2 separate regions of the Homo sapiens genome follow, and region 2 is linked to region 1. The links are chromatin contacts, found by Hi-C or POLR2A ChIA-PET in ENCODE. All regions are on one chromosome and are shown on one strand. The core of a region is the stretch at or near the end of the contact, and the rest is flanking DNA. Distances in the headings are between cores, read along the strand shown. Region 1 holds the start of SPAG5-AS1 (SPAG5 antisense RNA 1). Region 2 has its middle 10 kb from the start of MIR4732.

Region 1 (4,343 bases), core at 1,353-3,852:
TGTAATCCTAGCACTTTCAGAGGCCGAGGCGGGCAGGCAGCTTGAGCTCAGGAGTTGGAGACCAGCTTGGGCAACATGGTGAAACCCCGTCTCTACCAAAAACACAAAAAGTTAGCTGGGCATGGTGGCATGCACCTATGGTCTCAGCTACTCAAGAGACTGAGGTGGGAGGATTGCTTAAGCCTGGGAGGCAGAGGTTTCAGTGAGCCAAGATCAGCCAAACCACTGTGCCTGGCCCACATAAGTAATTTTTAATTTGCTAGTATCCACATTCAAAAAGTAAAAAGAGGGGCCGGGTAGAGTGGCTCATGTCTGTAATCCCAGCACTTTGGGAGGCTGAGGCGGGTGGATCTCCTGAGCTCAGGAGTTCAAGACTAGCCTGGCTAACATGGTGAAACCTGTCTCTACTAAAAATACAAAAATTAGCCAGGCGTGGTGGCACATGCCTGTAATCCCAGCTCCTTGGGAGGCTGAGGCAGAAGGATCGCTTGAGCCTAGGAGGTGGAGGTTGCAGGGAGGTGAGATCGTGCCACTGCACTCCAGCCTGGGCAACAGCGCCAGACCATGTTTCAAAAAAAAAAAAAATTAGATTAAAAAAAAAAGTTTAAAAAGGCTGGGTGGGGTCGTTCATGACTGTACTCCCAACACTTTGGGAGGCTGAGATGGGAGGATCGCTTGAGCCTAGGAATTCAATACCAGCCTGGGCAATATGGCAAGAGACTGTCTTTATAAAAAATTAGCCAGGCGTGGTGGCACATGCCGGTAGTCCCAGCTACTCAGGAGGCTGAGGCAGGAGGATTGCTTGAACCTAGGAGTTCAAGGCTGCAGTGAGCCATGATTGCACCACTGCACTCCTGCCTGGGTGATAAAGCAAGACCCTGTCTCAAAAGAAAATTAATTTTAATGTATTTTATTTAACCCAATATTCCTAAAATATTTCAATATGTAAACAGTATTAAAAAAAAAAAATATATATATATATATTTTTTTTTTTTTTTGAGACAAGGTCTTGCTTTGTCGCCCAGGCTAGAGTGCAGTGGGATGATCATAGCTCACAGCAGCCTTGAACTAGGTTCAAGCGATCCTCCCAAGCTGGGATTATAGGTGTGTGCCCCCAACCCTGCCACCCCTGGCTTAACTTTTTTTTTTTTTTGAGACGGAGTCTAGCTCTGTCACCCAGGCTGGAGTGTAGTGGTGCCATCTCAGCTCACTGCAACCTCCGCCTCCCAGGTTCAAGAGATTCTTCCTGCCTCAGCCTCCCAAGTAGCTGGGATTACAGGCGTGTGCCACCACACCTGGCTAATTTTTGTATTTTTAGTAGAAACGGGGTTTCGCCGTGTTGGGCAGGCTGGTCTCGAACTCCTGACCTCAGGTGATCCGCCTGCCTCGGCCTCCCGAAGTGCGGGATTATAGGCGTGAGCCACCGTGCCCGGCCCAAATTTTTTTTTTGTAGACATAGGTCTCACTATATTGCCGAGGCAGGTCTCGAACTCCTGGGCTTAAAGGATCCTCCTGCCTCTGTCTCCTCCGTGCTGGGATTACAGGCATGAGCCACCGCACCTGGCGATATTTTGCATTCTTTTTTTCATACGACGTGTTTGAAATCCAGTTTGTACAGTGTTTTACATTTATAGCACATTCCCACTGGGACTAGTCACATCTGAAGTGCTCAAAAGCCACTATGGCTAGGGCTAACGTACTGGACAACACAATGCTAGAGGAGCCCGTCCCTGAGGACGCTGCAGTTTATAACATCATAGTTCCTCCTCTTTGGACTGCTGCTTTCCCCCTATGTATTAAGACTTGCAGAGTGTAAACAGGGCGCCGTGAGTGTGCAAAGCACACACACCTTCGCAAACGGCTCACTCTGAATACTGACCTTTCGGCTGTCCTACCTTCAACAGGTTTCCCGTGCATAGGAGATCCAAGACAGCAGAAGGCAGGAGCTGGCGGGACAGGGAGGAAGAGCGGCTCTGCCGTTTACTATCTGTGTGACGCTGAGCAAATTACACACGGTCTCTCTGACTCAGCTCCTTCCTGTCACAAATGGGGATATTTATAGTATTTCTCACTACGTAGGTCCTTATGCGCATTAAATGAGCTACTACACGGCATTCGGCATAGCGCCAGGCACACACTCAATGTTCAATACATGTAGGCGGTTAGCCCAGTAAACTGGTAGCCGGCCTGAGTAAGTCCCAGGAAAAGCCCAGAAACTCTGGAGACATTACAGCCCAGGTCGAGAACCACGGCCCGGGCCGTCCCGGACGCGGGCCCACCAAGCCTAGGGAAGCCGCTCGGCACCGCTTCGGCTTCTAGACTCCCTGGCCGGCTCTTTCCCGTCAAGGCTGCGGCTGGAGAGGACTGAGGGAGACCTAGGGAGAGGATTCCTCTTCTCCATCCACGGAGACAACTTGGATATGAACACCATGGATGTGAGGAGGTCCGCTGGAAGCAGGAGGGATGGACTCCTGGACTCTCCAGCTACCTGCGTGGTCCTCCCCGGTGTGAGGACAGAAGACCGGTCCTGGGCCGGGCCCGCATCCAGCCCTACCGCCGGTGTCTGAGGTGAGGGCTCCGTCAGCGGAAAACGCTCGACAACGGAGGGGCAGGCAGGGCCGGGGGCGTGGTCAACGCGGGCCCCGCCCCCCGGGCTCTACCCCCGAGCGTACGCGCGCGCCTGAAGCAGCCAACCAGGAAGCGCAGAGCAGGTTCAAACACAGACGGCGGGTGAACATGGCGTCCTCGACTTGGTCTGAGACGTGATAGGCCTGCCTTCTGGTTGAAGATGTGGCGAGTGAAAAAACTGAGCCTCAGCCTGTCGCCTTCGCCCCAGACGGTAAGCGGGAGATCTCTGGCGGAGAGAACTGGGCCGGGCTGCTGTCGCGGGGGCACCGGCCGTGTCTACTGTCCTGGAAAGTTGGGTCGAGCCCGGGGTTGGGGGCTTGTGGAGTCTTTGTTCGCCTTGCTGCTCCTGCGCGACTAGGGTGCGAGCGTACTCTTCTAATCGCATTTTGGGCTTCTTAGGGAGGGAGGAGGGGCGGGCTGGCAGAACCCAGGCTTCCTCACACTCGCCCTCTTTCTTGGTTTCTTTCTCAGGGAAAACCATCTATGAGAACTCCTCTCCGTGAACTTACCCTGCAGCCCGGTGCCCTCACCAACTCTGGAAAAAGATCCCCCGCTTGCTCCTCGCTGACCCCATCACTGTGCAAGCTGGGGCTGCAGGTGAGATTCGCCTGGACAGCTTCTCGACTGGGCTGTTTGCCCAGGGTGAGAGCTCAGGGGAACAGAGGGCCAGGGCTACAATAATTAATAACGATAATGAAGTCTTCTACGTCGGTGACATCCATTTACAGCTATTCAGGCCAACAGAGAGGTGCCCTAGGGTGGTTAAAGGAAATCCAGTGAGAACTTGAATCTCTGTTTAGCTGTTAGTTTTTATTACCTCCTCCTCCTCCCTTCGACCTTTATCAAACTATTGAGAAATCCTACCACCCTGATTAGTGCTCTTCCTCCAACATGGGGTCACTTACGGAAAGGTCAGTCACCTGCAAGATTGAGGCAATATCCATTTACTCTAGGAGGTAGTTAGAACTCTCCTGGGATCAAGTTACACCACTGGAAGGTAGGGTACTTGAATCACCTTAGTTTAAACTAGCTCCTTGCAGAATTGCCCTCACTGATTTGTACTTTTGTTAAACGTTTTGAGAGACGTAGCCATGTAGAAACTGCATTTCAGTTGCTGTCAAAACTTGTCAAGGAAGCAGCTTGACTCCTGTATAAGATTCCTCCAAGAAAGGCTTTAGGACTAACTGCCTGGAAAAATTGTCTTCCTGAAGAAATTGCTATCCTTTTCTTTCTGATAATGAGAACTATGTAGTTTACCATATTTTCCCTCTTGCTCTGCCTTCTAGAAAGCTCAAGGCCAAACTGGATCATCACATACAGCTACTGTTATAGCTGTATAGGAAGTTTTGCTTCCTCTTTTTTGACCATGACTTTGTTATTTCATTAATCGTATCTATTCATTTTCATGCATATGAATTATTTTTGGAAGGAGATGGGATATCAATAAAATAGGTATGAGGAGGAAAGAAGAGTGTATAGACAGATGACATCCTGAGTAACAGAAGTATGATGATAGCATAGCAGTCTTTCTTGAAAGAGTTGCAAAATACCTACTGTCCAATAGAACTTTCTGGGATGAGGGAAATATTTGATAATCTGTGCTGTCCAGCATGGTAACTACTAGTCACATGGTTATTGAGCACTTAAAACGTGGCTGAGGTGACTGAAGAATTGAATTTTTTTGTTTTTGAGACGGAGTCTTGCTCTGTCACCCA
Region 2 (3,811 bases), core at 1,281-3,780, 270 kb before region 1:
TAATTTTTGTTTGTTTGTTTGTTTTTTGAGATGGAGTCCCGCTCTGCTGGGCTGGAGTGCAGTGGCACTATCTCGGCTCACTGCAACCTCCACCTCCCAGGTTCAAGCGATTCTTCTGCCTCAGCCTCCCAAGTAGCTGAGACTACAATTGCATACCACCGCCTGGCTAATTTTTGTATTTTTAGTAGAGATGGGGTTTCACCATGTTGCCCAGGCTGGTCTCGAACTCCTGAGGCTCAAGCAATCCACCTGCCTCAGCCTCCCAAAGTGCTGGGATTACAGGCATGAGCCACCATGCCTGGCCCACTACTGGTCTTTTCACTGCTTCCTGTTGACCTTCAGGAAAAGGAGGCCTGAGTGGCTGCAATGAGACCCAACTAGGAGATGGTCCAGGTTGGCCTTAGTGTCAGGGACACTGACTTCAGCAAGAAGATGAGAGGGGCCTTGCTGAAAGAGATCTGAAGGGTGCTGGAGAGGAGGAAGGGGCAATGATGTGGGGGTAGGGAGTGAGGAGGGGATGCCTCAGCACCTGTACTAATGCCAGTGGACCCCTGGAATGGAGAAAGCCAGGCCTCTGTCCCCAGAGCCTGGAACCAGCCTCAGGAAGAGAGAGTGGAGAGTATAGAGCATTCTGCCTGAGCCTTCAGAGGCCTGCTAAGGCCCTGTTTACCATGAACTTCCATGAACCCAGGAAGGAAAGGGCTTAGTATATAGAATGGGCACCTGGAGTGTGCAGGTGATGCTGTTTCCTACCCTGTTGTGCTCATGACCCCACCAGCCTTAGGAATTCGATATAGAGGGTACCAGGCCTGCCCATCTTCCCTGCTGTGCCCAGTCCCTAGGCCTGAAGGCCCAGCACAGAGGGGGTTAAGGGCTCAGGAACGCTTGCCTCTGGGTGGGTGGGAACTGTCAGCAAGGAGCCTTGTCTGTCTTGATAATCCAGGCTGCCTATCTTTTCCACAGCAGCTGTGAAGCAAACAGGTTGTCCTGGCAGGGAGGGAGGAATGTAAAGGCCTGGCTGATGGCGGGAAGGATTTGAGGCAGTAGGGACACTCAGGCTCCACTCAACAGCCACCTTTAGAACTGTACCTGGCTGGGCGCAGTGGCTCACGCCTGTAATCCCAGCACTTTGGGAGGCCGAGGCAGGCGGATCACGAGGTCAGGAGATCAAGACCATCCTGGCTAACACGGTGAAACCCCATCTCTACTAAAAATACAAAAATTAGCCGGGCGTGGTGTCGGGCACCTGTAGTTCCAGCTACTCGGGAGGCTGAGGCAGGAGAATGGTGTGAACCTGGGAAGTGGAGCTTGCAGTGAGCCGAGATCACACCACTACACTCCAGCCTGGGGGACAAAGCCAGACTCCGTCTCAAAAAAAAAAAAAAAAGAAAGAAAAAAAAAAGAAAGAACTGTACCAGGAGACTGGAAAGGTCATGGCCCAAGTCTGGACTTGAGAGTCCCCACTGACCCAGAGAATAGGAACTGGAAGCTGATGAATAGAGTTAGGGAGGTGTTGAGAGGAAAATTTCCATTTCTGACTCAGTATGTGTCTCAACAGGGGTGCAAGGGGGACACTATCACGTGTACGTGCACGGGTATGAGTGAGCACGAGCGCCCACAGGTGTATGCCCCGTTGGAGAGAGTAAACAGGGAAAGCCCACTGCAAAGCCAGGAAGGAAGGAGCTTGGCATCTGTTGAGCTCCTGTTGTTCATGTGCCAGGCTCTAGGTTAGAACTATCCACCTTCACTGTCTCATTTCATCTTCACCAGCATGGAAAAGAAAGCATTTGAACCCCTTTTTTTTGAGACAGAATCTTGCTCTGTCGCCCAGGCTGGAGTGCAGTGGCACGATCTCGGCTCACTGCAACCTCCGCCTCCCCGGTTTCAAGCAATTCTCCTGCCTCAGCCTCCTCAGTAGCTGGGATTACAGGCCTGTGCCAACAAGCCCAGCTAATTTTTGTATTTTTAGTAGAGATGGAGTTTCACCATGTTGGTCAGGCTGGTCTCGAACTCCTGACCTCGTGATCTGCCCGCCTCAAGCTCCCAAAGTGCTGGGATTATAGGTGTGAACCACCGCGCTCGGCCTTTTTTTTTTTTTTTTTTGAAACAGAGTCTCACTCTGTCACCCAGCCTGGAGTGTAATGGCACTATCTCGGCTCACTGCAACTTCTGCCTCCTAGGTTCAAGAGATTCTCCTCCCTCAGCCTCTCGAGTAGCTGGGATTACAGGCGCCTACCACCACGCGTGGCTAATTTTTGTATTTTTAGTAGAGACAGGGTTTCGCCATGTCGTCCAGGCTGGTCTCAAACTCCTGACCTCAAGGGATCCGCCCACCACGGCCTTCAAACTGCTGGGATTACAGGCATGAGCCACTGAACCTGGCCTGAACCCCATTTTACTGTTGAGGAAGCCAAGACTCTAAGATCAGGTGCAGGGGCCAGAATCACTCAGCGGTAGTGTGGTGGAGCCCGGACTCTGACAAGTCAGTCAGAAGCTGTGCTTATTTCCTGCTAGCTCTCAGTACTCCTAGACAGGAAGCAAGAACCCTAATGTACAACCCCTGAACTGTGAAGGCGAAAGCTCTGGTTCAAGCCAAACATGGGCCTGTGATTTCAGGACAAGTGAGCTTCATGAGAAGGCTTGGCTCATAAACTGCAGGAGGTCAGAGAAAGGAGAGGGGATTGTTGCTGGATTGCAGCTGCCCAAGAGCAGTGTGTGGAAGAGGCTAAACAAGGGATTAGATGACTAGGCATGGTGGCTCATGCCTGTAATCCCAGAACTTTTAAGGGCTGAGGTGGGAGGTTTGCTTGAGGCCAGGAGTTTGAGATCAGGCTGGGTTGCACAGTGAGAACCCCCATCTCTATTTTTTTTTTTTGGTCACTGTTGTCAGCCTGGGTTGGAGTGCAGTGGCGTGATCTCGGCTCACTGCAACCTCCGCCTCCCAGGTTCCAGCAATTCTCCTGTCTCAGCCTCCCGAGTAGCTGAGATTACAGGCGCCTGCCACCATGCCCAGCTAATTTTTCTATTTTTGGTAGAGACACGGTTTCACCACGTTGGCCAAGCTGGTCTTGAACTCCTGACCTCAAGTGATTTGCCTGCTTCGGCCTCCCAAAGTGCTAGGATTATAGGCGTATGCCACTGTGCCTGGCCTCTATCTCTATTTAAAAAAAAAAATTTTTTTTTCTGAGATGGAGTTTTGCTCTCGTTGCCCAGGCTAGAGTGCAGTGGTCCAGCCTTGGCTCACTGCAACCTCCACCTTCTGGTTTGAAGAGATTCTCCTGCCTCAGCCTCCCAAGTAGCTGGGATTACAGGTGCCCACCACCATGCCCAGCTAATTTTTTTGTATTTTTAGTAGAGACGGGGTTTCACCGCATTGGTCAGGATAGTCTCGAACTGCTGACCTCGTGATCCACCCACCTTGGCCTCCCAAAGTACTGGGATTACAGGCCTGAGCCACTGCGCCTGGCCCTAAAAAAATTTTTTTAAGACAGGGTCTCACTCTGTCACCCAGGCTGAAGTGCAGTGGTGCGATCACGGCTCACTGCAGCTTCAACCTCCCAGGCTCAAGCGATCCTCCCACCTTAGCCTTCTGAGTAGCTGGAACTACAGGTACATGCCACCACACCAGGCTAATTTTTGTATTTTATGTAGAGATGGATTTTGTCATGTTGCCTAGGCTGGTCTCCAACTCCTGGCCTCAAGCAATCCACTCGCCTCAGCCTCCCAAAGAGCTGGGATTATAGGCATGAACCACCACACCAGGCTTCTACAAAAATTTTGTTTTAAAATTACCTGGAGCCGGGCGCGGTGG

Evidence for each region. Hi-C counts contacts between places; a loop is a spot of excess contacts on that map. ChIA-PET counts read pairs that join two places held with the same protein, here RNA polymerase II (POLR2A). Pooled maps may share reads with other maps.
Region 2: a pooled map shows a loop between it and region 1 (2.6-fold over the local background). The contact joins the enhancer-like site here to the promoter of SPAG5-AS1 in region 1. A Hi-C loop is called at or near these places in 1 of 50 pooled maps. POLR2A ChIA-PET finds 5 or more read pairs at or near these places in 4 of 52 experiments (H1, T-cell, activated naive CD8-positive, alpha-beta T cell and 1 more).

The regions. Positions count from the first base shown.
Region 1 is chr17:28,597,392-28,601,734 of GRCh38, reverse strand. It overlaps SPAG5-AS1 (SPAG5 antisense RNA 1), which reads right to left and starts at 2,602. Exons shown (of 3, transcript NR_040012.1): 1 at 2,489-2,602; 2 at 1,880-2,037. It overlaps SPAG5 (sperm associated antigen 5), which reads left to right and starts at 2,710. Exons shown (of 24, transcript NM_006461.4): 1 at 2,710-2,839; 2 at 3,100-3,225. The coding sequence starts at 2,789. RefSeq lists enhancers at 2,200-2,279, 2,504-3,048 and a silencer at 2,490-2,799.
Region 2 is chr17:28,870,055-28,873,865 of GRCh38, reverse strand. No RefSeq gene overlaps it. Among named protein-coding and RNA genes, the nearest start is that of MIR4732, 10 kb to the right of the region's middle. RefSeq lists an enhancer at 2,230-2,299. Within about 2 kb of position 2,530, at least 7 of the 41 ENCODE cell types and tissues checked have a DNase peak (open chromatin) inside an H3K27ac peak, as active enhancers do.